Linked DNA regions of Homo sapiens: regions 1 and 2 are each linked to region 3. A link is a loop called in an ENCODE intact Hi-C map of the cell type or tissue named here. Cell type or tissue: heart left ventricle. All regions are shown on one strand. Links, peaks and the distances in the headings refer to the core of each region. The heading gives the core; the rest is flanking DNA.

Region 1 (10,300 bases), core at 1,295-9,294, 73 kb before region 3:
AGCTGGTGCCAGCACCATGTGGTGCTCCAGAGGTTCTTCAGGGGTCTGCTTGACCTGTATTGCTTTTATCTTTAAAATTTCCAACAGTTGTTAAAAAGTTTTCTGAAAAGATTTATACTCTGATGTTTGCATCACATAGCAGGGAGGTGATCTCACCAGAACATTTTGAAGTCTTGGTAAACATTGGGCTGGGGGGCACAAGATCGTCTGATTTATTTGTATGCGTATTGGTAGGTAGCATGCTAGGCATTGAGGGACTTAAGAACTGGGGTTTATAAGCAGGTTATAAACTACAGTACCTCCAGTGATCTGGCTCTATAGCTTAGTTGTTTTTAATGCCCTGTTTTGATGAAGGAACCTGTGTAGACTTAAAGTTGTAGAATGACCAGTGCGTCACTATATTTTCCCTAGTCATTGACATATTTGCACGTTCAGACATTCATAGAAATGGCAGGAGAAAAACTATTCTAGGGTCCCCTGCAAAAAAAAAAAAAAAAAAAGAAAGCAAGTAATTCTGGCAGCCCAATTAATTCATTTAATGAATATTTATTGAGTGCCAACCATGTGCCAGCTTGGGGTGATGAAGATAAAAAATTAGCATGTCAGTGGGCGCCAGGATGTTAAAAGTTGGAGTTTAGCACGAGGGTGTATATGCATGTGCTGCCTTCACTTAAATGTCAGGCAAAGCGGCAGTGTCAACTGTACATAAAGAAATTAGCGTTTAACATGCTGTGCCAATGATGATGCTGTCCATGGGCTGAGCAGTCAATATATGTTTCAGATGCTTCTTGTCTAACATATCTGAGATAAGGACTGCAAGGAGATATTAGATGTTGTTAGTGGTAGAGAGTTGAAACAAATTTCTTACTATTCCAAAGCTTTTGGATTTTGTTTTTAAAAAAGAATGTGGCCATCTGTTTCTATTTACATGTGCAAATCAGAATTGTCTCTGTCTTGTGTAACTGGAAGAGTATTGAAATGAAAGTGCAGGCCACTGGCATCCAACTGCCAATTTCAAATGAATGAAAACAGCCTCAGTGTTCTCATTGATTCCATTTTGGGGATGTGATGGTATGCATTTGAGCAATTTGTATTCCAGCAAGAGACCTTTTTAATCCATTTCCTCTGTGTGACAGAGGAGTTGGGTTTTAAAAAAGCACTGACCGAGAGTCAGTATGACTGTCTCTTAGCCGCTTGTCCTGTCCACCCTCAGTCCTTGTTCCTCTCCTTCCTGATCCTCCTGCTGCAGCCAAGGGCTGGGAGGGGGCAGCACAGCTGATGGACTCATTCCAAGTCCTTGGCTGGAGTGCCTCCTGCCTGCTAACAGCCTGTCACTTTCTTCAGGATGTGCCTGTGTTACCTGCTCCAGGGTGTCTTTCCCTAACAGCCTGTCACAGGGCGTTTGGTAGAAACTAAAGAGCAGCAGAGGATGGTTTCATTCATTCCATGTTCGTGGAGTGTTTACACGTGTCGGGCATTCCACTGGTGCTGGAGATTCAAAAATCAGAAGGTGCGGGCCCCCATCCTGAAGGAGTGACAGTTTGTCCTTGTTCCTTAGGGTTCAGCTAATGAAAAGTCTCAATTGCCTTGGGAAATTTGAAGTCTGAAAGCAGGGACTGTTTTATAGTAGTCTCAAACAGTGGTAGGAAGGATATACCTACTTAGTAAGCATTATGGAATGACCATAGGTGCCTAAAACTTTTCCCTGCAAAATTAAAATAGCTTTATTTTCTTGGTTTATTGTTTCTTAACTTTTTAACAGGAGATTACCTTGAACAAACTAATGAACCAGTACATGATGTCGGAAAGAACAGGCTAGGAGAATGTGAAAGTGTGGTTGTTTTGTTTTGTTTTTGAGACAAGGTTTCTCTCTGTCACTCAGGCTGGAGTGCAGTGGCACGATCTCCATTCACGTCAACCTTCGTTTCCCAGGTTCAAGCTATTCTCCTGCCTCAGCCTCCCGAGTAGCTGGGAGTACAAACTCACGCCACCATGCCCGGCTAATTTTTTTGTATTTTTGGTAGAGATGGGGTTTCACCACGTTGGCTAGGCTGGTCTTGATCTCCTTGTGACCTCAAGTGATCCGCCCGCCTCGGCCTCCCAAAGTGCTGGGATTACAGATGTGAGCCACGGTGCCTGGCCTGAAAGTGGTTTTTAAGCAAAAAAAGAGAATACAAAGGTGGCATTTTGGTTTATCCTTACCTATGTGGCCTTGGAAAAATACCTTTGTGAGTGTTACTTTCTATGTTGTTGCAATAATATTGCCTGTGTTACCAACTGCCCAGGTTGGAGAGTCATGTGCCATAATCTGTGTGAAAGCACTTTTAGAAGTGCTGTGCAGTTGGAAGCCTGTTATTACTGCTACCCCCACAACCAGTGCTGGTATCATCACATTTGTACCCTGACTTTGGGGTAGGATATACGGACATACACATTTCATTTCTTTCCATCTATTTTGAGAAATCTAAGCCAGGGAAATGCAGTGGAATTCTTCATTAAAAATTACCTTTGGCCAGGTGTGGGGGCTCACGCCTGGCTGGGTGACAGAGCGATACTTCATCTCAAAAAAAAAAAAAAATTTCTATGATTACCAGCTATTTATTTGTAAAGTTGAAATAAATGCTATTCACAGTATTGATAGTAATCAGTAGTTGTTTTTTTTTTTTTTTTTTGAGACTTTTGGTCAGGAGTCTTACTTTCCTTTAAAAAATACCTCACATATGTTTGAATGTAATTGTAAGATTTCCTTCTTGGAAAGATAACTAAAATGCAAGCTGTTTTAAAGGTGGTACTTTCATAGAATTTTGTATCTAGAAGCTCAGAGGAGAAGTGGCTCACCTAAGGCCCCAATCCGAGTAGGTGACAGTCTCCATGGTGCCCCCGCCGCCACACTCATCTTCTCATTTTGCACAATGCATGATTTTCAGTCCCCACAACAAATGCAAACCTTCCCGGGTCCTGGGGCAGTGTGGCTTGAGCAGGCGAAACCCCCGGAAGCTGCTGACTCTCTTGTGGCTGTTGCAACTTCTTTAGATCTCTTGAGGAACAGTAAATATTCCACAGATCAGCTTCAGAGCAGACAGCATTCTGGCTGAGAAACAGATGATCTTCACTTTTACTTATTTATTTCTCTCGCTCTCTCTCCTCTTCACTTCTCAAACTAAACATAGCAGCATTACATGTAGTCTTTGCTTTTAGGACTCAGCATTTTAGAGTCTGTAGGTCCATGCTCCTGATTACAGACTGGGGTCTGCAGCCCTCCAGTGATATTCCTCGGATTGCAGCCAGTTTCGCGGGGCCAGACCAGGACCCTGGGCCTGCTCTTCGGCCTTTCTCTGTGGTGTCTGCAGGCCTGACTGTCCCCTTAGCAGGGAAGGGAATTGCTCTGGGCCGTGGTCCAGCCCGTGGGACGGAGGTTCAGCCTCTTCCCCTTACTTGCTGCTGCCCAGGGAGCCCTTCCCCTCGCTTCCTCTCTTGTTCTGTTAGCTGGGGTTTCAAATTTTCTTTTCTTTGGATGGAAAACAAACAAAGAAAGTAAAACTAATGGGCTGAAGCCCTTCCTTGGGGAGAAACATTCATCCCTCAACGCTGAGAATAAATGGCCTTTGCTGACCCTAGCAGCACAGCCAAGGGCCGCCATCCCTGCCTGTTGCTGCACTTCCCCTCCCTTCTGCGCCATCCTGCAGTGGCAGGGACCCTGCCCTTCCTTGCGTCTGCCCCCGCTTCCTGCGCCCTGCTCTCCTGCCAGGCTGCCCAGGCTGGGGTGCCCCTCTCTGCAGGCTCCCACCCCTCAGCCTGGCTTGTACCTCTCAAGTCCTCCTCTTGTACTCCTGCTCCCTGGTAGGTGGATGCTATCAGAGGGCACAGTTTTCAGCCCAAAACCTTAAGGAACAAAAATGAACAGCACCATCTGCATCTCTTTGGCCCTCGCCTCTGTCTCCACCTTGCTCCTTGGCGCTCTCAGGCCCCCTGCCCCGAGGCTGGACCGCTGTTGGGAGTGTGGCACCAGTGGGTGGACTGCTTTCCATTGAGGGCAGCAGAACCCAGCCTTGTGTGTGTGTTTTAGCGCAGAGATCTTCAGATGAACTCATCTGAGGCCGACAGGCAAAGTAGCCCTGCACATCTGGGGCCAGGGATGGAGGCCGATGCTAAATGCCCCCCATGTCTCCTCAGCTCCCTTGCACCCTGATGAGCCCCTGCAGTGTCCTGCATAGTCCTTGGGCTAAGTGGAGCCGAGTATGGAACCCAGGTCTAAAATTGGGAATGGCTGTCCAGTGTCTGCGCATCGCCCCCTCCCCTATCTGGGAAACTCTGTGGTTGAGGAACCCCACTTACAAGGCCCCAGGCAGGCTGGCCTCTCCCCGAGTCAGGCACCAGTCTGATGGCCTGATGGCTCTGCTATGGAGGTGGGAGGGGAAAGGTCCTCCACCAACCTGGGGACTCTCCAACTGTCAAGGCAACAATCACTGTATTGAGTAGCTATTACTGCCCGCATTTTAAGGATAGGAACACTGAGGCCCAGGTGATCAAGTAATTTGTGTGTGGAGATGTGGGAATGAAAGCTCATGGTCTTCATCTGTAGCAGTGACTCCCGCAGTAAGCCTGGGTCATGAGGATGAGGTGGGATCCAGAATCTGCTGCTGGGGGCGGGAAGGATGCCTGGCTGATCCCTGTGCACCTTCGGGCCCTCCCTCAGCTCATTCCCCCTCTCCCATCACCTCACTGCTTGGATTGTAGAAAAATGAAAGGTTCATGCCTAGAGATGACCAATTTTGGGGTAGGAGCTGCGGGTGGAGCGGGGCCCATGACCTCTGTGTGGGAGAAGCTGGAGAGGGGCACGGGGCTGGCCAGGCTCTAAAAGGCACATGACCTTGTTTGCATCGTCACACTCCTTTTTTAGAAAACAATCTCTGCTGCATACAGAGGTTGGCTTTGTGCAGGGCCCCAGCAATCCTGGTGGTTCCTTCCTGCCTTTCTTCTCCCTTCCCTATTCTGGGTTTTTCTCCTCCCTGCTTCCCATTCTACCATAGGGGAATGGGGTCAAGTCTTTTGGATGGGAAACAGGAACTGAGAAGTTGAAGATGGAGAAATGAAAGACTAAAGATAGCAGGGTTTTAATTTTCCCTCTGAAAAGCCCAGGAAGAGCCCCGGATTGTGTAACCTGGACACATGCAAATGATGACCCTGCCCCTACTCTATCTGCTTCTCCGCCACCCTGGCCCTTCAGAAGATTCTGAAACAAGGAATTGGTTACCCAGGGTGGTTAGGGGGGTTGTGCCTGTGTCCCTGGTGAACTTTAGATTCTTGTGCCCCTGGTGAACTTCAAATGCTAGTGTGCTGGGAGCCGTATGACAGCCCCTTGGGGTGGCAGGAGCTGGCTTGTGTGGAGGAGAGCCACTGGCAGCTTTCTTGGTGAAGGGGTGGACAGCACTCTTGGTGTGGAAGTAGCAGCCCCCTTGCCTGTAGCTGGGCTGGGGTTAGTGGAACAGGGTTTAGAGAAAGCAGGGGTAATGCCGGGTGGTTATTTTCCCCAAATGTTAGAGAAAGCCAGCGCTTCTGGCTCTGGAAGTGAGGCTGTTGGGAAGTGGGAGGGGGAGCACAGCTCTGGAAGCTGCCTTCCGTCCTCCCTCCATTGGCTGGAGCTCTCCCAGCATTTCATCGGTTCAAAGCCAAACACATGATTTTGGACAAGTCACTTAAACTCTTTGAGTCAGTTTCTTCTCCTTTAAGCTGGGGAAAGAGGTGGTGATTTCACAAGTGGTTGTAAATATTGCAGTAAAGATAATGGAAGTAAAAGTGCTCTGTGGAGTGTAAATTGCTGTATGGTAGTTGGAGTTGGGCCCTAGGTGTGATTTTAGAGTACACACCTACTGCTGCCTTGGTAACTTAAAAGTATTTATCTCAAATGCTAGTGAGCTGAGCTGAGTGGCACAGTAGGCCTTTCTTTCCCTGGGAGCACTTTGGGAGCTTTGGAGGTTGCCCAGTGCTGCCCCCAACCTTTAACAGTGTGGCCGAGTGTAGGAGGGAGGGGGCAGAGTTCCTTCTGGCTGGACTGCCACATGCAGGGGAGAGGCCCCGCTGGTGGTGTCCCAGGTGGGAGAGGGGCAGACCTGGGGTTACCTCAGTCAGGGTAGGTGAGGAGGGGATGGGTGGACACCCCGGTGGCCACTCCTACTCACCCCTGCACTTAAGACCTGGGGTTTCATGCCCTGCTCCTTTAACCCTCAGTGTTCAAGAGAGAGGCCAGTTGGACCAGAGCGCCTCACCCCACCATTTGCCATGTGCCCCTCCCCGTGGGGAGTCAGAAACACCTGAGCACACCAGGAAAAGTTTTGAAAAACAATGTTTTTAGAGACAGGGTGTTGCTACGTTGCCCAGGCTGGACTCAAACTCCTGGGCTCAAGCGATCCTCCTGCCTCAGCCTCCTCAGTAGCTGGGAATGATAGGCGCGTGCCATCATGCCTGTATGAAGTTTTGAAAAATTTAAATGTTGATGGAAAAAAAAATGTATTAGTGGAAATGAAAGGCTGGTATAAGCTGTAAAGTCTTTTTGTTCTTAGAGATTTTTTTCTCATTCTAAACATTATCAGACCTGAAAAGTATTTGTCGTAATGACTGAGACGGTCCTGGGGTAACAGCGTCTTCTTAACGGCCACTTTAATTGGCGTAGTTTACACCTAGCCTCTCCGAGAACTGGAGGACACTGGTAATCACTATTAGATATTGAGTGCTGACTGTATGGCAGACACATAAGCATTGGTGATCTCCTGTGAGGCAGGTATTGTTATTCCCAATTTATAGATGAAGAAACAGAAGTCAGTGAGGTGGAGTCCGTTTTTGAGGTCACGCGGCTAGTAATTGGAGCCTGGTTTAGAACCAAGTCAGTCTCATTCCAGAATCCAGAACCAGTGATTTGTAACTGATGCACTTGTCTCCAAAGGGATCCAGCACTGGGTTTTCTCATTTTTAATGCATCCATTCCTTAAAGCCTCTGTTCACAGTCACAAGGTGTACTTTTTAAAGGAACACAGCACACAAATGTGACCGCTAGTGGACAGCAGTGGCAGCCCAGTTGGATGGCAGAGCCTGGCATGCCGACTGGGACAGAAGCCCCAGCACACGGTGTGATGATGGCGTCTCCAGGCTGACCTCCATGGCCTCAGGAATCAAAGTCCTCAGTCTCTTTCACGCGGGGTTCAGAAAGAAAACTCGGCTATCTTACATCTCCTCTCCCCTGTTTATTTGACTAAAGTGAAGTTCATGTGGCTTGAGCCTCGTTTCCTGGGGAAATCAGCCTGGCTTAGGATTCCATTGTCTTCTGGGACTGGGAAGATGTGGAAGGCTGACCTCACGCCCAGCTGAAGGTCACCTTCCCAGACTCTGAGCTCGGCTGCCTTCTGCATCGCCACGGCTGGAGGGCCTGGCCCAGGCCGTGGCTGCATGCTGGCTTTCCACTGTCTCGGTGTCCCTGCTGCCTGTCAGTAATGTGCCCAGCACCTTCTGGTGTCATGTCCCCTCTTGTTTGTGATTCTTTTCCTGAGCTAGTCCATTTTCTACCTCGAGTCTGCTCTCCTGCCATTCCCAGGGGCCACAGCTCAGTAATGTGGGTGTCAGGGAACCCCAGGCCAGGCCCCCTTGTGCCACTGTGGCTCTCCCCAAAGCAGGGCACCAGGCTGGCTGGGGGGGTCCTGCCCAGAGCTGCCCCACGCTGCCGTGTTTGTGCTGCTGCTGTGCAGTGGTGATCTTGCCAAAATGTGGCTTTTCCTTTCTCACTCCCCCAGAGCTCCCAGAAAAGTCTCTAGGACTTTTCTTCCCCCTAAATAAAAGTCAGGATGTGAAGCCTTTTGACAGAATTGGAGTTTACTGTCATCTGTTTCCGTTTCTCTAAGATAGGGATCCTGGCGAAGCCCATGAAAGCCATGGGGCGCTCCCACCGAAGCCTCCGAGGCACAGACCTCCCGGGAGTGCCTGTGGGCGCTGCTTCCTTAAACTGCAGGAGGCTGCAGCCTCTCGTTGTTCATGCGTCGTTTTTTCATAGTGTGTGTGGGTTTAGAGCTACATGGGTTCTTTTCTCACTTATCTGTTCATACCGCATGACACCGTCCACTTCAGGCACAGTTGACGGCCGTCTGGAGGTCATCAGCTGAGGGCACAGTTTGCCTGGTTCTTCTATAATAGGTTAAGTATTTTTTTCTCCATTTTTTTCCCTTTTAAAAGTACTGCTAGAAGGCCAGGTGCCGTGTCTCACACCTGTAATCCCAGCACTTTAGGAGGCCAAGGCGGGCGGATCAGTTGAGGTCAGGAGTTCAATACCAGCCTGGCCAACCTAAGGAAACCTCATCTTTACTAAAAATACAAAAATTAACCAGGTATGGTGGTATGCACCTGTAGTCCCAGCTACTCAGAAGGCTGAGGTGGGAGGATCACTTGAGCCTTGGAAAGAGAGGTTGCAGTGAGCCAAGATCACACCACTGCACTCCACCCTGGGCAGTGAGTGAGACCCTGTCTCAAAAAAATAATAATAATAATAATAATAATAATAAACACAAGTACTGCTGGAACTTCTTTGCAGAAACAACTTGTGGGGAAGGAGGGAGGTATATTTTAGTATTTGGCCTTGGGAAAAGGTTTTGCTTCTGCAGGCATGTCTTCCAGAGACTGGGGGGGCCCGTGCTGGCGTCACCACTGTCCCCTTCCCCATCAGGAACCTTCCTTCCTTGGATGGCATTTCCAGTGTGTCCGGGCCTCTGCTGTTCTCATTATGAGTCCCCAGCTCTGACGGCCACTGTGGCTGATGCACAGGGTGTTGGAGACAGTGATTCAGCCCAGCAGGCTGTATTCATGTGCTGTTCCTCTGTACACCCAGAGCTGTCTTCTCGCTCATCATTTATTAATCTTTCCCATGCAAGTCATACGTGAATATATCCTTGTGGTAAAGTTTTCAGGTGATAGCGAAAACTCAGTCTCCTGTCACCGTCTTCTCTCCTCATCTAGGTGCGCGCTATAACTAAGTCCTTTGCCTCTTCCAGAGTTTTTTTCTCCCTGTGTACCATTGGCCCTCTGCACTTGTGGGTTTTGCATCCTCGTGTTCAGTCACATAGGGTCTCAAGGGGAAAATATTCAAGAAAAAATATCCAATAAAAACTAATACAGCAATTTAAAAAATACAAATTTTGGCCAGACACAATGCCTTATGCCTCTAATCCTAGCACTTTGGGAGGCTGAGACAGGGGAATCACTTGAGCCCAGGAGTTTGAGACCAGCCTGGGCAACATAGGGAGACGTCTCTGCAAAAAATTTGAAAATTAGCCGGGTGTGGTGGCATGTGCCTGTGCTCCCAGCTACTCAGGACGCTGAGGCAAGAGGATCACTTGAGCCCGGGAGGTGGAGGCTGCAGTGAGCCGTGATCACACCACTGCACTTCAGCCTGGGGGACAAAGTGAGATCCTATCTCAAAAAAATAAATAAATAATGAAAAATACAAATTTTTAAAAATACAGTGTAACAACTGTTTACATAGCATTTACATTGCATTAGATATAAGTAATCTAGAGATGATTTAAAGCATGTGGGAGGATGTGTGTAGGTTACATGCAAATATGACAACATTCTACATTACGAATTGAGCATCCTTGGATTTTGGAATTCAACGGAATCCCGGAATTAATCCCCCATGGAGACCGAGGGACTACAGTTTTGAGTATTTTTGTTTTATTGTTTAATCTGTCCCTTTGACACATTTTTGTGCTCAGAGTTAAAGACCTCAATACCCTGCTTGATGGGAGGAGAAGAGAAAAGGGTAACAAAGTATAGGATAGTACTTTTCATTTTCTTTAATTCGAAAAAATTATCAAATAATGTATTCATGTTAATGATAGTTTAAAAGTGGGAAAACAAAAAATTCCTCCAACTTTTCCTAAGACAACAATGATTATTTTCTTTCTGTATCTTTATATACAGAGTTTTAAGTGTTTGATATATCACTTGTCTATCCTCTTTTATAAGTATTTTTTTCTTTGCTTTTACAATTTGTGTGTGTGTGTGTGTCTGTGCGTGTAATGGATTTAATAAACAAGCTTGTGATTTTCATTTATGTATTTATTTTTTTGAGACGGAGTTTCACTCTTGTTGCCAAAGCTGGAGTGCAATGGCACGATCTTGACTCACTGCAACCTCCACCTCCCCGGTTCAAGTGATTCTCCTGCCTCAGCCTCCCGAGTAGCTGGGATTACAGGCGCGTGCCACCATGCCCAGCTAATTTTTTGTATTTTTAGTAGAAGCGGGGTTTCACCATGTTAGC
Region 2 (8,000 bases), core at 1-8,000, 450 kb before region 3:
AGCTTGTTCTGTTCAGGTGGTGGGGATGGCCCAACAGAGAGGGAGAAATCAGTGAGTGAACAGGCAGGAGTAACTGACGCAGCTAAATCCTTGAGAAGGAAGTGAACTCCGTGCAGCAGTGAGAAGCTGGCCTTCGATTAGATGATGGACAGCTAGTACTTGACACCAGGAAAGAAAGTAGAGCACTGTGTTATAGATTCAGGCAGCATGGGAGATTTGGTGGTTGCAGAATCAAAGTAGGATTGCTTTTTTTTCTCTCCAAAAAATAAAATTTTGCTACCAACATGAGTATGGGGGACGGTGTGTTAGAAGTCTGGGAGGAAGGAGACTATATCATCTTAGAAGAGTGTGGGCAAGTGAGTGGACTGAGGAAATGCAGTACTACTGGCGATACTAAGGATCCTAATTTTAAATTGGGGTAATAAATTCAAAATGAGTCCAGTCAGCAAGACAGTGTTTTTCTACTCAGCATTCTTCCCCTGTTCAGGTAGGTGAAGAGGTGGGGTTACCCAGGTCTGGGGATTTGCTCTCGATGTGAGAGGCACAGGGGAAATGGCAGCTGAGTGTCTGTAAATGAATAGCTACTGGGATGGCACAAGGGCTCCTAAAGATCAAAGAACCAAGACCAAATCAACCTCTCGTCAGGAAAGCTACTCAAGTGTCTATTTATTGATACATAAAGATTGACTATAGGGGATATCAGAATAGAACATTTTTAAAGACAGGAAAATACAAAAAGACCCCCAAGACATGCTACTTGGGATGAAAGATGAATACTTAGTGTAGTTCTAAATAATATCACAAACAATCTCATTCTTCTAGCAGCTATGCACTTATTCATTCTAGATTTGGAAACAACGTAATCTGTGGGAAATTTTTCTTTAAGTATAATGAGTATTCCATCTCAAATTATATTAGTTGAGATAGACACTGTGAAATTAAGCCATTCCTTAGATTAGTCATCAGAGTGCCTTTAATAAATGAAGTAGAAGCTTATCCCAGAATGAATTCCTCAAATAATAATGAGAATTATCTGACTGGTTCTTTATTATTTCAAAATATGGCATCGATGTGCTATATTAATGTATTATATCTTAGCCCAGTACCTGCCATCAAGTTATTGGCCTGTAAATGGTAGCTGCTATTATTACCAGTAATTACTACATGGCAGACATGAAGACAATACTATCCTCCTGTCTTCAAGGAACTCAGAGTCTCATAGGGATGAAAACTTTAGCAGCTAACCTCGTGGCCCATAGGAGGCGCAAATGTACAATCGCAGAGGCAGGGTGCTACAGGAGCCCTAGAAGGGATGCCCAGGCCTGCCCAGCAGGCTTTGGCAGGAGGGAAGTGCATGGAGAGAGTGAGGCTTGATTTTCAGAAGTAAGTACCTCTAGAAGGACTAGTCAGCCTCAGCCACAGAAGGAACGTGGGTCCTAGGCAGGGGCGCAGGAAGCATGGCAGAATAGGATGCAAAGGCACGTACCTTACAGCTAAATCCCTCTGTGAGGAAGTCAGTTCTTCATCCTTCCGAAACATCCCTGAGAAACAAAAATAGGTACTCATCAATTAAGATTTCTCCCCAAAATGGCATTTTTGCCCATGCACACTTTCATTACTTTCCTCATTTGAAATTCATGCTATTATATTCCTAATTTTGATATAATGACTGTTCCTTTCCTTCTCATGGCAACACAGCCTCGATCATGTGAAAAGTCTCTATAAAATAACACATGGTTGGGTATCTGACTCCACTCTAAGGGGAGTTATAATTAAAGAATTCCCAAATGCTGGCACTTTAAAAATTATAATGTTATTATCCTTAATCGTAAATGCTATGACTTTTCGAAAAGGGGCATTACAATTTTTCTATTATGGGATGACTTAAATGACTACACATGAGTACTATAAACTAGAAGATCAACCTAAAGCAAAGAGCAATTTCCTTACTCCTCCATGACTCCAATGCATGAAAACCAAACTCAAATACATCATCTTCATCCATCTATTTACGTTTCTCTTCAAAGAGGAGGATATATTATTTAAGATTACACATCAATTTACTAGATCCATATGCTTTAAAAATATATACCTCAAATCCAATTTAAAGACCAAAGGGGAATGAAATTAAAAAGCAAATAGCAACATTAATATTAATAAATTAATAAACTAATATTAGTAAAGTAGTAATATTCCCCCAAAGAACCAAAGCTAAAGCAATTAAAAAACAGTGAAATAAATAGACAAAACTAAAAACATGAAAAGACAAATCGTAGAATACATGTAGCCAACTAACGTGAAATGTTAATTTCACGATTAATAATGTTTTCATTATAAATCATTACATGTACATTAAAAGAGCAAGATGCCATTTTCACCTATTACAAGTATGCAGAAATTTTAAAGGGCTCTTACTCATATAATACAATCTAAATTATGTAAAACACACATTTTATGTATTTTATATGTATATAAAACAAAGATGAGAAGAAAATAATTACTGTCTTAAAATGCCTCAGGAACTATTCTATGCACTGAGGAAAGAGCAGACGAAAAACAAACTCCCTGCTTTTATAGCACTTATATTCTAGTAGGGAGACAGAAGATAAACAAATAAATGAGGTACCAAGAGGAACTCACATCATCTTGCTGTAAACCAGTATAGCAAACACTTTAGAAATCTTTCTACCTTCTATTCCTACAACTCTAGCCCTAAGGAAATAACTGAAGGTGTGATTCAAGATTTATGACAAGGATCATCACAACTTTATACGTAATAGCAGAAAAAAAGTAACAACCTATATATGCAACAATTGGGGAATGGGAATATATTACACATTCCACTTTTGACAATTATGTAAAAAGAAAACCATGCCTCATAAGATGATAAAGGAAATATTAATAAAAAAGAAGGGGCCAGGTGCAGAGTGGCTCACGCTTGTAATCCCAGTACTTTGGGAGGCCAAGGCGGGTGGATCACCTGAGGCCAGGAGTTTGAGACCAGCCTGGCCAACATGGTGAAACCTTGTCTTTACTAAAAAAAAAAAAAAAGAAAAAAAAAATTAGTTGGGTGTGGCGGCGGGCGCCTATAATCCCAACTACTCAGGAGGCTGAGGCAGGAGAATCACTTGAATCTGGGAAGTGGAGGTTTCAGTGAGCCAAGACTCAGCCAAAAAAAAAAAAAAAAAAAAAAAAAGTCTGGCTCTGAGAAATGTTGGGGGAGGGACATGGAAGATTATTTTTTCTTCGTATTTCCAATTTGTATTTTTCAAATTTTCCTCAATGATCACATACCTACTTTTTATAATCAGGAGGAAAAAAACACTTAAAAAAAAAGATGATCGAAGATTAGAGAACGGTAAAACATTATCAGGATTTAAACCCCAAAAAAGGGTAATTCCTACTTGTGACAATTCTACTTTCTTCCCCCATATCAGATATATGTTGTCCACCTTTTCCTTAAAAAAAAAAAAAAAGAGCCATCTTTAGAAATGAGGATAAGTATTCAATTTTTAAAAACTCCTTATCCTTTTTTCCCTCATGCTTTTACCAGGCAAGTGACATGTTAATAGCCTTCTTTGTGATTTCAAGCTTTGCCATACATAAACTATGTCATTATATTTAGTCAGCATTTCCAAGTGTTTGGCATAGGGTGGGCCTCTACACCAGTTCAGTCTGCCATGTTGCTCAGAGAAGCGATTACTGCTTTCGAAGTGTAAACTAACCAAGAAAAGTAGACACAGAGCTTAAAGGATAGAGTTGCATAGAACAAACTTGTGTCAAAAGTCTACACGCACAACAAACCCAGCCTTCCTTCTCAGTTCAAAACTTGGGAACTGGCCAAAAGAATCAACAAAAACCAATTAAAGACAAGATATCATTTTTTAAAGCTAGAAGTCTAACCAAGTCCAAGTGAGGCAGTGCAGCAAACAATGGGGTATGACAAGACTTCTGAGCCCTGGCATGACACCACATTGCAGGTGGAGACTGAAAGCCTGCCACTGCTGCTGTGTCTAACAGCTGATACGGGTAGTCCAGTGATTCTACTCTGCTGCTTAGTTACCCTGAACATACCATTTTTTCACTGAATTAATGGAATGGCGTATCTTCCACTGTTTAGTACTTATGTATGAATAGGTAAAAGAAAATGATTGCTTATCATTTTCATGTAAATTCGGAGTCAGGAATCATGGCGATGCCAAACAACCACTGATTATCTCCATGGGTGGCTGCGATAGTGGCACCTTTGGTTTCTGATGGTTCAATGTACACACATTTTGTTTTATGCACAAAATTATTAAAAATAATGTATAAATTACCTTCAGTCTATGTGTATAAGGTATATATAAAACAAATTAATTCTGTGTTTAGACTTGGGTCCCAAGATATCTCATTACATGTATGCAAATATTCCAAAACCCGAATAAATCCAAAATCGGAAACACTTTTCTCAAGTATTTCATATACGAGATATTCAACCTGTACAAACATTCTGTTAGGTTCAAGTATTCCTATTGTGAGGTGACATCAATGAAGCTGCCAGCAAGACAACCAGCTACACTATCCCTAAAGGCCACAGTACAAGCCAGACTTCATGAGCAAACATGCCAGCAGGTTATTTTAGTCATTCATCCTAAGCCCTCAGCAATCTCATATACATGATTCAAAGCCAGAAAGGCAAGCAGGCTCTATTATATGAGGGTGATGAAATGTCTTAAAAACCATGCCTAGAAATACCCAAAGATAAAATAACACCTGCTTCCTGAAGATGCAAATATGAATGATGCCACTGGATTGATAGTTGAAAAACAGACACAGCTGTAGGTAATTTATTTGGTTTCATCTAGGGGTGGTCCTGAACCAGGCTGTGCAGAAACAAGTTAACATAGTTCTGAGAATGCTATCCTTAGAAAGGCCTGCTTATGAGGTGTGCCCACGGCTGGTGTATGAGAACTTGGCTGGTCCACAGTCCCCTACACCGATAGGAAATGTCCCCTATGTCTAGCCTATTTGTGCCAACAATGTGGTTTATTCTGAACACCTGCTTTCCTTCTGGGAGCCTGGAATTTTGGTGTGCGCTAGGCAGCGGGGGCCTATGTGACCAGCCCCCAGTAAAAACTTTGGGTGCTGAGCGTCTAAAGAGCTTCCCTGATGGACACTTCACAGGTGTTGTCACAATCTGTTGCTGGGGGAAATAAGTCCGTTCTCTGTGACTCCCCTGGGAGAGGACTTCTGGAAACTTGTGCCTGGTTTCTTCCAGACTTCATTACAGGCACCTTTGTACTTTATTGACTTTGCTTGGAATCTTTTCACTGTAATAAATGTTAGCCTTGAATTCAACTACATGCTCAGTCCTGTGAATCACCAAACTGGGAGTGGTCTTGGGGTCCCCCAATACACAGATAATAAGGCCCTTCTCTGAAAGATTAGCTGAGAAAATATGGCTTAGACAGGGTTCAATCTATCCCTTGGGAATAAAGGGGTAGGTGGTATGGGATGTGGCAGGCCTGCAGCAAACTGTCTCAGAGGATGTACTGAAGCAAACTGGAAGAGGAACCTAGTTTGAAAAGTTAAAGTGTATGAACTCCTCAAATGCTGCCAAGACTAATCACAATCTAAACTGTTCTAAAGAGATAATTACCATTAAATCCATTTAAAAGAACAGGTTACAAAATGGGGTTTGTTGTTCTTCTGAGTTGAATATATATATTGTCATCAGATACTTCTAGATCTATGGACAAAATTATATCCTTGATCCACGACTTTCCTATATTCTCTTTCCAGTGTCACAGGAGTAATCTGTTACCAGCATACTACAGAAGTTCTAGCACCTGAAGATAATTATAGGCTTTTACCTACAGTGTTTCCTAGTGTAAGTTTTATTATAACTACAGTCTAGTAACAGGGTCGAGTGAGTTTCACCCACTTCATTGATCACAATGCAAGAACTACAAGACACTGTGCATAAATTATAATCCAAGAAAAAACCCTCCAAGCTGAATCATACTGTTAATTGACAAAGGAGAAAACTGAAGCAGTAAGAAGCTGAACTGGAATCTGAGCGTACATCTGCCCATCCATCAAAACCCACACTCCAACCACATCCTCATGTTCCCTCCTGTATGCAGAATTTTCCCTCAGTGGTGTTTCTTTTTCTGAAGGGCAGAAAGATAGTTGCTGTTTAACCTGCAGACTTGATTAAACAAGTAGCAGAGAGTTTTTAATCTACCTCCTTCCCTCCACCACCCCCTCAAAAAACTAAGTGTTAATTTTGCTTGTTAGTAGCCAGAGGGGACAAGAGGAAAAATTCTCCTCTCTCTCTCTCTGCACTGTACTGTCAAGGCTGGTTCTCTGACAATAAGAGGGAAAACCTGCCCGGGGAGTGGGCACAGGATGGGTGGAGACACAGTAGGGCTCAAACTCATCTCAAAAGCTCCGCAGGCTACATACAAATGACCATTCTAACAAGGATGCTTCGTTTCTTCAGTCTTCGAAGGAATCAGAGCCCAAATCTCACGACTCAGAGTCCTGTTAGGCCAGGACTAGATGTCCACTCACTGAAGACAGAAATATTTCTAATAAAAATACATGGAAACAGGTAATTATGAATGTGTGTATATCAAGGAGAAGAGGTGGGGGAAGGCACATAAATTATAATAAAAATTTAACGAGGAGCTGAAGCAGGAAATAATAAAACCTGATCTAGACCAAATGTCTCTTTCCTTTATATGTCAAATTATCACTACTGTGGGCCATATGACTAAATCACACTATTCTACTGTCACTGCACTGAATTCAAAACGAAGATAAAACACTGAAGGAAAGCAAGAAAGCAAGCATTTTTCATAATCCTAAGCACAGTTAAGTATATTTCCCTATCTTACCTCCCTCCATTTCCTTACTCTAATAGCAGAAAGTTATGGCAATATCTCAAGCAAAAGATTATTGGAATTAAATTTTTTCAGCAATAAAAATTAATTTCAGAATTCTTACCATCATGAATTTCGCAAGCCAAACTAGTGATCTTCTGAGTAATGATCATCATTGGGCTGTGACAAGATAAAAAAAATTAGTGTTTTAAAAGAAGAAAGTTAAAACAATACTTATGACATATGAGTTAAGAGTTTATTCTGCTTTTATCACTACAAATCCTGAAATTTTTAACATAAAAAAGACCTCCAAGGGATTTCAGCAATAACTCAGAAGTTATGTATTTGAGGACAGCATAGGCGATGGGGATCTGGACTTTCTCCGAGGCTTCAAAAAATGAAAAACAAAAGAAAAAGGCTCCACCCCTAAAAGAAATCTCCAGTGACCCAGTGATCTAACCTGGCCTCCTCATCTCACACATTAGAAAACAAGGCCCGGAGGTAAGAAGCACGCAGGCATGAGATGTGGCCCCAGTCTCCTGCTTTCTGCTCAGTACTTTCTTCAACATATCATGGACAGACTCTCAACTCCCTATTCTAAAAACTAGGCACCCAGGAGTTACAGACTCTAAACACAGCCATCTAAGGCACTGAAATCATGATGTATTTTAAAGGAAAAAGGACTTTAAAATCATAAGAAAAAAATGGCATTATTTTCCCATATCTTATAATTACTATAATTGAATGAATAACTTAGAAAGGAAAAAACACATCCACATAAGAAAACCACCAGGATGCATCTTAACCTTTAAAGATGACATTAGCTTACAGACAGTATTAAAAAACAGTTAAGGCTGGGCACGGTGGCTCATGCCTGTAATCTCAGCACTTTGGGAGGCTGAGGCGGGAGAATCGCTTGAGCCCAGGAGTCTGAGACCACCCTGGTCAACACAGCAAGACTCCATCTCTATAAAAATAAATAAAATAAAATAAGAATAAATAAAACCACCAGGAAGGCTTTTATCCTTTATTACATTAGCTTACAAACTATACTGAAGAACAATTGACCAGAAGTTATTTAATTTTTTGAAACAATAATATAATAAACCCAGAAAATTGTGTTTTGCCTCA
Region 3 (10,300 bases), core at 1,387-9,386:
AGACACAGTGATGTACAGTGCTGGCATAGTTCCTACTCAAAGAGTCAAGTAGGGAAGTTAGACTGAAAGAGACAAATTTCTAATTAGATGTTTACAAAATTGTTTTAAAGTATAGGAATCTAAGAAAGAATATAATACAGGGACCTGATTTAGATAAAGATTTAGGGTAGAGTTTTTTGTTTTTTGTTTTTCTATTTTGTTCCCTGATACAGTCTCCAACAGCCAGCACACAGTGCCCGGAACACAGTAGGTACTCGGCTGTTTCTTGAATGAGCTGCAGGCCTCTCTGAGGAGACATGGATCTGAGATCTAAAGTATGAGTAGGAGCCGGCAGATAAGGAGTGGGGGAAGAACATTCCAGGCAGGGTCTAGGTCTTAAGGCAGGAAAAAGGCCAAGGTGACATAAGCTCAGTGAAAAAGGAGAGTGGCGTGAAACGAAACTGCATGGAAAAGCCTTAGGGATGTGGATGGCCCCAGACATCTTGCAAAAGTTTTTAGATTTTATCCCAAATATGTTGGGAAGCTCTTGAAGAAATTGAAGCAGAGGACCATTTGTATGCACTCCTGTGATCTGCCAGGCGCTATTAGGGGTTTTGGTGATGCAGTAAGGAGGAAAACAAAGTTCTTGCCTTCACGGACCCTGGGGTCTCATGGGGGAGGCAAGTAGGAAACACGAGCCAATATTTAACTGAGTTTATGAAAAGGCAAAACAGTGATGGGGAGAGAGACAGTGGTGTTGGTTAGAAGCAGCTTCAGGAAGCTTCTCGGCTGTAACAAGATTACTCTGTGTGTTGTGGAGAAGGAACCAAACAGGACAAGGGTGGATGTGGGCAATTGCTTGTGTACACAGCTCCTGTCCCTGTGCAGACCAGAGATGACGATGGCCCACCTGGCTTCGTGACAGCGGGAGTGGAAGGTGTGGACTGACAAGAAATCTTTTCCTTGTGGAATTGCCATGCCTGTCTGCTTACCTTCCCAGAGCAGGCTGTGCCACCAGCAGCCTACCTTTGTACAGAATTGTTTCTTTTCCTAGAAGGCCTCTTTCCTTTGTGCCCTCCCTGTCTTCTGTTCCTCCTAGGACCCAGCTTATGGATCATTCCTGCTTTGCGATGCTTCTTCCTTTTGGAATTCCTTTTCTTCCTCCTGTGTTGCCACCACACCGTCTGCTTGTCTCCATGATGACATCTTCCTTGTGTCTCTGTGCCACTGAACTATATGCTCTTAAGGAAGGGGCCATGCCATTTATTTGTTTTATATCTACAGTGTGTGGCACATTTACCTGGCACGTATTTGCAGCAGTGAATTGCACTGTGGAATTGAACTGAGCTCTGCTTTGGAATTCTTAATACAGCTTTGATGATGTTGCATTTCTAAAGCACTTGAGGTCAGGCGGCAAAGGAGGATGTGCTGAGTGGTTCATCCAAAGTTAAAAGAGAGCTTCAGCCATTTAAAAAAAAGAAGAGTGAAATCATGTCTTTTGCAGCAATAGGGATAGAACTGAAAGTCATTATCTTAAGTGAAACAAGCCAGCCGCAGAAAGACAAATATCGCATGTTCCCACTCCTAAGTGGGTGCTAAGAAAGGCATACCCATGGATGTAGAGAGTAGAGTGACAGCAGAGTCTCAGGAGGGTGAAGGGAGTGGGGATGATGAGAAATTATTAATACTTAGTAGGTACAATGTATGTTATTCTGGTGATGGATACCCTAAAAGCCCTAAGTTGACCACCAGGCCTATAACAAAACTGCACTTGTACCCCATGAATTTATATTAAAAAATATAAAAAGAGAGCTCATCTCTACTTGGTGGAAAAGACCTTGCAATTATATAGTTTTCAAGATGAATTATTTTATGGAGACTCAAAATTCTTACTTTGTGATGAGCATGCAAATTACTTCTACAGTTCTTATGTCAGGCAATTTAGGAAGTGGGTCGCTTCCTTGCTGATATTTTATTTTTAAGAAGAAGCTATTCTGGGATTTCCTTCCCCCGCCCCTTTATTTTGCCCAAACCAGTCAGTTGGGTAGCAACAGACCACTTGTGGAAAAGTGAAGTAGTTGGCCTTTTATGGACATGATCCCAGTAACCTTTAAAAATATGAATCTTCCATTACTTCGTTTTTGGATATGAGAGAGAGTGTGTACGCTGCCTGCTCTTCAAATCAGTCAGGCAGCTTTGACTTTCTCAATTCACATTCTGGAGGGTACAACGTGGAGCTCGAGCAACTCAGCTGCAGAGTAAGAGCTCGCAGCCGTGCGTGTTTCCACGTGTGGGAGCGCCTCTCATTCCCCCACCACACACGCCCAGTTTCCGCTTCTCGCCCCCAAGGGCACAGCTTTGCCTGCTGGGTGCTGTGCCCTGCTGGGTACACGCGGGCCTCTGCACACTGCTGTGCTCCGCCAGGGTGAAGAGGCCACTGTGTAAACCAGATTCCAGGGCTCAGGTTTGGCTGTTGACCCTTGGAACTACGTAGATATGCGTTATTTTGCTTTTTCTTCTCGCTTTAAGTGTTCTTAAAGAATACTTCGTGTTCTTTTATTTTTATTTCATTTAAGGAAGGAATTTTCATCTCTACCTCTTTCCTGGAATATCTTGAAAACTTGTCTTATTAGTCTTTGCTCCTGAACATTGAAGATCCTGTACTCTAGCGGAATCTAGAAGTAGGGCATTATAACATTATAAAATAAAGACAGCCATGGTTTGGCAAGGCATGGTGGCTCATGCCTGAAATCCCAGCACTTTGGGAGGCCAAGGGGGGCGGATCACCTGAGGTCAGGAGTTCAAGACCAGCCTGGCCAACATGGTGAAACCTGGTCTCTACTAAAAATACAAAAATTAGCCGGATGCGGTAGTGCACACCTGTAGTCCCGGCTACTCGGGAGACTGAGGCTGGAGAATCACTTGAACCCAAGAGGCGGAGGTTGCAGTGAGCTGAGATCATGCTGCTGCACCCCAGCCTGGGCGACAGAGCGATTTTTTTTTTTCAAAAAAAATACAACCATGGTTTGAAAGGTGGTGATGAATGTTGAATTGACTTGTTCTTTGAGCCAATACCTGCTGGAAACCACTGTGACCAGCTGTTGCTCAGTGAACTTGGAATGCATGGTCAAGATAAGGCTCAGCCCCGGATGCTGCAGAAGCTTGCAGAGGAGGGAGGGGCGGGTGTCACAGACAGACCCCATCAGCAGACACCGCATTGGAATGTGGTGGCGTGAAGGCTGCAGGAGGGGCCCTGGCACGGTGTGTGGGGCCCAGAGAAGAAAGGAGCTACTCTGCTTGGTGGGTTTGATAATTGCCTCTAAGTGGGTGTATTTTAAAGGATAGAAATACACCCCTTCTAGCCTGGTGAGGCAGGCTAGAAAATGTTTAATAGACAACAAAATTTGATTGGGTAATGTTGATGGTAAAAGTTCTGTGAAGCTTGGAAAAGTGTTAATGGGCTCAACTTAAGAAAATTTTCTGGGGCTATGTAGTTAGGACTGTCATAGGGACAGCAGCCAGCGGAGAAGGAATAGTGTTCCTTTTCTTGAAGCTTCTCCTGACGCCAGGGCTGACTGCACTTTGAAGGGGCGTCTGGGTGCCAAGACACACCTCAAGGAGGGTACGGGAAGGTCAGCACTTTGAAAAATCAGAGGGAGGAGATTTTCCAGGTAGGTGGATGGTGAAGATTGGCTGGGCTATTACAGAGATGAAATCTAAATCTAAATCCAAATTCATATTGTTATTCCAAGTACACCATTCATCGTCATGCTGGAAACAGCATCCTGACGAGAAGTCTCTGAGCACTTGATTCCACTACGGGGCTCATGCTCACGCGCTCTCACTCTCGCTCTCTGTCTGACCGTAGGGAGAATTGCCAGGTCGCAAAGATTCTTGGAGCTGTACACCTGCTCCCTCTCCCTGGGTGGTTTTGCATTTATCACCTGTAATATTTTTCCTACTCCTTATCTTAGATCTTAGAGATCTCTGTCCTCCTATCTATTTCACAAGAATTTGAAATGATTAAGAAAATAGTTACATAAAGAAAAACACGTAAATAAAATACAAGAATTAGATGAGTTCAGAAACATATTCTATATTCAGAAAAAAACGTATTAAAATACAGGAACAAGAGTATAAAATAAAGAATGATGTGTCTGTCTAAAGGTGAATGAAAACATTCTAGCATCCTGACCTCTGTGACTCCTAATAAACACTGGTCAGAGTTCATGCCCCACGGCCTGTGTGTCCCTCTCCTTCCTCCTTGGAGTTGCTGCATTAAAGGCCACGCTGCAGTGTTTTCACGGCGCCTTCTGTGTGTGACGCATTTGGTCTGAGAAACACCCATAGAGCTACTGCTGAGTTTAAAAGAAGTAAACATCACCTCACATGACATATGTGAAACCCAGATCACTTTTTAAAGATAGTCTCCTTGGTATCTAATAAACTGGCTAAAGTTGGTGACAGTCCATCCTTCATTAAGTTATTCATTCAATAAATGGCATGTGCTTGAAATACACCAAACTTTGCGGGTACTTTGTGTCTCCTAGAACTTCATATCTAATGAGGGAATTCTGTTTTAAACAATCACACTAATGAATACATAATTGCAGTTACAGCAAGTGTTTTGAAGCAAAATACAAAATGCTCTGAGAAAGTATAAGAAGGCCTCTTATAGGGGAATAACTTGTAGGGGATTATGGAAGGCCTCACTAACCGGGGATGTTTAACCTAAAACTTGAAGAATGAGTGGGAATCAGCCAGGTGAAGCAGACACACCTTAGGAGAAGGCTTTAGAGAGAAGAAACAGAATGCAGAGGGCCAGGGGCAGGAGAACTTGGTGGTCATGGAGGAAGGGAGAAAAGGCCGGTATGTCTGGAACTGAGTGAATGAAGAGGGTGGAATGGTGTGGATTGAGGCTGGAGCTGCATCAGGCCTCATTACAGGTTAGAACTTTCTCCTTAGCTCGTGGAAATGCCCGTTCTTCATTCCTCTCAAAAGGGTTACACACAGCACCCTCCAGAGGCAGCACTGAACACCAGCCCATGGCTCCAGCAGAAAAACTTGTCCAGCCTCTGTTGTATTTCCTGAATCACTTGTTATAGGTGACCTCACAGCATTGAGTTCTCAGCCTTAAAATAAAAAATTCCTCTTGATATTTGATCTCAAGTTCTCTACCCACGGTTTCCTACCCCGCAGACACAGTGTGGCCACCAAAGCTGCTTGGTTGGTTCTTTTCTGCATTATTTCTCTCTCTCTCTGTCTCTGTCTTTCTCCTTTTTTTTTTTTTTTTTTTTTTTTTTGGGAGACAGTCTCACTCTGTCGCCAGGCCAGAATGCAGTGGCATGATCTCGGCTCACTGCAACCTCCACCTCCTGGGTTCAAACAATTCTTGTGCCTCAGCCTCCCGAGTAGTAGCTTTTTGTATTTTTGTATTTGTTTTTTTTTTTTTTGTATTTTTAATAGAGTATTTTTAGGGGTTTTGCTATGTTGGCCAGCTGGTCTGGAACTCCTGGTCTCTAGTGATCCTCCCACCTTGGCCTCCCCAAGTCCCTCACCCTGGGATTATAGGCATGAGCCACAGCACCCGGCCTCTGCATTCCTTTTCTTTTCCATGTCGCGGTCGCCTGTTGCGGCACATTCTTCAGTGTCTTCCACTTGCGCCCCATGGCCTTTCTGGCTTCAGATGCAGAACCTCTCCCGTTATAAACTGAAACTCAAGGCCTCATTTTATATGGGTCGAGAAAAATCTCAAATACTTAAGCTTATTGCATTTCCTTTTCTGTTCGCTCCTGCTAATTTTGAGTGTCATTTTATTCTTGGTTTGCCTGATATTTTAAGGTTCTGTTCATACAGTCTTTTCCCCCAGGAGTTACATAATGACTTCAGTCACTTTAAAGAAGTTTTTAATCTGTCTGACAAAATTATTTTTTCCTTTGTGAAATGTCATCTCTGTTTCTTCTTTTTCCTGCTAGTTTTTTTCAGGATGGACTCAAAGCCGTGGAAAGCCTCAAACCTTCCATTGAAACGCTGTCTACGGATCTTCACACGGTGAGTAGCTTCCCTCCCACTGTGGTTTAAAACCATCTTAATGCAACAGACATTTTCATCTAAATGTCACTTCTGTGTAATCCTGTGTTTTCATGCCGTGCCGCCCACGTGGAGTGTGGCGTTCCCACGCCTGTCCTCTGTCTTGGTGGGAGGGAAGGTTTGACCAGCGAGGGAGGCAGTTGTCGCATTGTGTGGAAATGGCCCCATGAGCACCAACGTTTCACTGTACCTCAGTCTTAATTTTCTGATTGGTTCTGTTGTGTGTGTGTGTTTTTAAAGATCAAACAGGCCCAGGATGAAGAAAGAAGGCAGTTGATACAGCTTCGAGATATTTTGAAATCCGCATTGCAGGTTGAACAGAAAGAGGTGAGGGGATTTAATTTTGAAAGATTGCAGTTTTCACCCCATTCTTGGAGGCTTTGGGTCTGAAGAACATGAAGTTCATGTCTTCTAGGAGCTCACAGTTCACTCGGGCTGTGTCAGGCACCAGTAAAACATTTAATGTATTCTTGCAATTTAGTTCTATAAAACCATCTTTTAAAATATGTTTATTTCAGGAGGAAGCATTTACTACATGCATGGCCTTAATGGCGGTGTATAAACCCTGTGCTCTGTCAGTTGCTAGATAAGGAGCTCTCAGTGGCTTCGTCACAGAGACCATGTGTCATTTGTGCTATTTATCCTGTACCTGGCCCTGTGTCATTTCCCTACCCTGACATACGTGGACTCTGCCCCTTTAGGCCTAGGCACGTAGCAGGGGACCAGCTGGGGCTCTGCCAGCCCTGAGATTGTGTTCTATAAAATATGAGGCATGAGCTTTTCTTACAGCTGCCTCCATCATGACAGGCAGAAATCCTTAGTTCTCTTACTTCCCCTCTTTCTGTAATGACGTCTCTGTGTGCTAACACGTCAGCAGGGACAGTTTGTGTTGTGGGGACTTGTTTTTAAAAAGCCATTAAAAAGTAAGTTTTAAAGATAATTTTACTATATTTTCACTACAATGTGGGTATCATAATGTGAATTTAGTATAAATCCATTTCCTTGTTAATAAAAGGAATGTATCTAAACATATATCTAGTGATTTTAGAGAAATTGCTAAACTACTTGACAGCATAAAGTTCCCTGTTGGCAGTTTGGTGAGCTCTATTTTATTGTAAGTTCTTGTACTATAACTGAATATTGTTGTTTTTCTCCCAAATGCGTTTACCTTTTGTGACCGAAGTCTAGGAGAGTAAGTAGTTCAGTATTTTAATAAATTGCAGAATTTTGCATGTTTTATTCGTGAACATACATATATATATTCCTTTTATATATTAATGGTTAGTAGCATTTTTTATTTTAACCCCTCACCTTTCATTGTTGTAGACTTTATTAAAGGCTGAAGAGTTTGCATAAATATTAGGGAAGTGGACATTTTCTGGGTTTACAGTTTACACTTTTGCTGCTGTTCCTTTATGAAGATGAAGCAGGTCCCTCCCTCCCTCCCTTTCTCTCCCCTGAGTGGCTGAATTCTACACATCTCTCTAGTCCCTCTGAAGCCCCACCTCTGGAGCGCTGCCTCTGATCACCCCAGCCCACAGTGATCTGAGTTCACAGAGCACATCCTGTTTGAATGCCCCATTTGAATCACAGCCTATTCCTCTTTTTGAGTGTTGGTTGTGCCTTAAGTGCACAGATGGCTTTTCACCAGCTGGACCTCGAGCAGCCTGAGGATGCCACCCTGCCTTCTGAGCCATTCTTCCATCACACTGTAGTGCCACAGCGCTCATTTAGTAGGATTTTGGTAAACATGGGTCAACTAAGTGAGACACTGGCAGAGCAAGGTTATATTTAGTGCTAGAAAGGACCTACAACATGGTGACTTCCTCCTAGTCTAGAGAATGTAGGCCCTGACGCTTTGATATTCCCAATAAGCAAAAAAAGGAAAAAAAACTTGGCGTAAGGAGAAAATAGTGGGCTAGCGGTAACGAGGAGGAGGTAGTGCGAGGGCAGGAGCCAGAATGCCGTCCAAGGTGGCTGCTCCCCAGCGCACCGTTGGAAATGATCGAGAACTGCCTTTGTCTAAGAAGGAAGATCCAACCCATGAAGCAAAGCTCAGGTTTAAAATAAGGCAGAGCAGCTGCTGGGGCCAAATGGCCCTCTGGGCACAGTGCAAAGGCTGTGTTTGCTTTGCCTGTGCAGAATTAGGAGGTTTGGGAAAACGGGCTGTTGTGAGAGAACTGGTTATTTACAGCTTCGCAGGAAAGTAATAACAAATTTACCAGCACAGACCAGAAGTTCTTTATAGTTTGTTGTTTTTTGTTAACCAGCCCATCTGCCCCTGATTGCACAGAGGGATCAAATGAACCTCCTTTACTATTCTTCTTTGGCTGTCTGCCCAGTTGGCTCCTTGTCAAGACCTAACTCAACAGTCTCCTAGTTGTGGGCGTGTTGTGTTTTCTGTGTATCATGCTCTGCGTTGCTTTTAGGTGATGGCATTCAGCAAGTTGGACAATCTTTGAACACAGTTGCAAGTAATAAGCAGATGTGAAAATGCTAAATTTTCTGTTTTAAAATGATTTTTATGATGGGGGTTCCATCTTGTATACCTCAAATTTGCAATAAGAATTGATCATTTGGTCATTATTGTTTAGGCCGTCATTCCCTTTGGTTGGATTTTCTTCTGTGACTTAGACAACTGAAGGTGTTAAGAGGATTTTTATTCAGTGTTATAAAAATTCTAACCCTCCCTGTGTAATAACAGTTGATAGAAATTAAGTAACATGCCCCAAAGAAACTGCCTTGATGGTTGGTAGAAGCCAGTGCTCCTCATTCTCTTCCTGTAAATCCCAAGCATCAGTTATTGAAGGAATGAAGAGTGGCCATTCCAGTGTGGTAGCTTCGTGCTGCTGTTTCCTTGTGACCCTGCAGCTTTGTTTTAGTGTGGAGCTTGTGCCGTTCTGGTCCCGGTGACCTCACACCTCCCAATCACTGGCCATTCATGTTTTGTTCTTGATATTTTCTGCTCTCTGTAAGGAGAATACTACTCTTTGGTATTTCCATTATTTTTCTTTGTGAAGGTTTTCATACTTGGAGAAAAGTTGAAAAATTGTGCAGTGACCACCCATAGTGCAATATTATACAATGAGGATCGAACTATGTACCATAGTGTTTGATTTTTGGAGAAGATCCTATTTACACAGTTAAACTCGTTGGCACTGCTCATCTTTGGTTGAGCTCTCTCCCCGTCAGCCTCGCCTCCTGCCTTCCCCATCCCACGTCGTCCATCCGATGGTGTTCTGCCAGGATGGACCCTGTTGGGGTGCTGGCGGAGTCCCAAAGCCTCATCACTTGTGTGCAGGCTCTCTCTGCTGTTTGATGTGGAGAACCCAGACTTGTGTGCTTCTATGGGGAGGATCAGGCTCTGGGGCATGGTCTCACAGGTCTGAGTGCTGAAACCACCATGGTTTTCCACTCTGCAGATCTCAAGTATGGTTGCTCTCTCTCTCTCTCTCTGTCTGTCTGTGTCTGTCTATCTCTCTCTGTCTGTCTCTATCTCTCTCTCTCTCTCTTTCTCTTGCTCCCTCTTTTTCAAGCATCCTGTCTAGTAGGATGTGATAGAACAGTTTGTGCCACCCAGGCAGCCAAGGTCCACCACAGCCATAATTTTCTTCTGCCTCTGGGTTCGCGTATCTTACATGCCCAAATCTGGCCTTCATCACAGAGATCTCTGCCAGGGGCCACCTGCCTGCCTCTCCTGCCAAGCTGCTAGGTAGCCTGGCTCTGGCCTCCATGTCACCCTCAGTGGAGGACTCGTTTGTTGATTCACACATCCAGCTACCCTTTCTTCCACTGTTACCCTAAGCCAGCACTCCACAAACACAACAGAACAAGATGGATCAGGTTATCATCTCTTCAGGGGATCATGCTCTGGGGGTGGGGACAGAGAAGCAATTGGGGTGCAGTGTAATGAGAGCACTCGTGGACATCAGCTCCAGGAAGCAGTGTCTGCCCAGTGCGGGCTGGGCAGGTGCCATCAGGGATGACTTCCCAAAGGCTGTGATACCTGGGATGGAGCTTAGAAGGATGATTAGGAGTTGGCAGGCCAGGCATGGTGGCTCACAGCTATAGTCCCAGCACTTTGGGAGGCCAAGGCAGGTGGATTGCTTGAGTCCAGGAGTTCAAGACCATCCTGGCCAACATAGTGAGATTCCATCTCTACCAAAAGTCAAAAAAATTGGCCAGTTGTAGTGACATGCACGTGTAGTCCCAGCTACCCGGGAGGCTGAGG

What was found. Hi-C counts contacts between places; a loop is a spot of excess contacts. Peaks named below come from ENCODE experiments on the same cell type or tissue, not always from the same donor. Only the 100,000 strongest peaks of a DNase experiment are listed, where the experiment ranks them.
Region 1: it touches region 3 in a loop (2.5-fold over the local background); 8 of 110 quality-filtered maps call a loop at or near these places.
Region 2: a loop joins it to region 3, with 2.7 times the contacts of the local background. A loop is called at or near these places in 10 of 110 quality-filtered maps.

What each region holds. Positions count from the first base shown.
Region 1 is chr2:9,255,682-9,265,981 of GRCh38, forward strand. The region is part of intron 1 of ASAP2 (ArfGAP with SH3 domain, ankyrin repeat and PH domain 2); the gene reads left to right. Among named protein-coding and RNA genes, the nearest start is that of ASAP2, 54 kb to the left of the region's middle. In heart left ventricle, for the core only: a CTCF peak has its summit at 5,991; DNase peaks (open chromatin) are centred at 3,400, 3,674, 7,410 and 7,960; H3K4me3 peaks cover 3,110 bases; H3K27ac peaks cover 7,739 bases.
Region 2 is chr2:8,881,025-8,889,024 of GRCh38, forward strand. It overlaps MBOAT2 (membrane bound glycerophospholipid O-acyltransferase 2), which reads right to left. Exons shown (of 13, transcript NM_138799.4): 5 at 6,994-7,049; 6 at 1,487-1,541. Among named protein-coding and RNA genes, the nearest start is that of KIDINS220, 47 kb to the left of the region's middle. In heart left ventricle, for the core only: no CTCF peak of the experiment used is centred there; no DNase peak of the experiment used is centred there; H3K27ac peaks cover 327 bases.
Region 3 is chr2:9,328,784-9,339,083 of GRCh38, forward strand. ASAP2 (ArfGAP with SH3 domain, ankyrin repeat and PH domain 2) reads left to right here. Exons shown (of 28, transcript NM_003887.3): 8 at 5,955-6,030; 9 at 6,310-6,396. Among named protein-coding and RNA genes, the nearest start is that of ITGB1BP1, 90 kb to the right of the region's middle. In heart left ventricle, for the core only: a CTCF peak has its summit at 5,004 (motif pointing left); DNase peaks (open chromatin) are centred at 2,288 and 5,011; H3K27ac peaks cover 562 bases.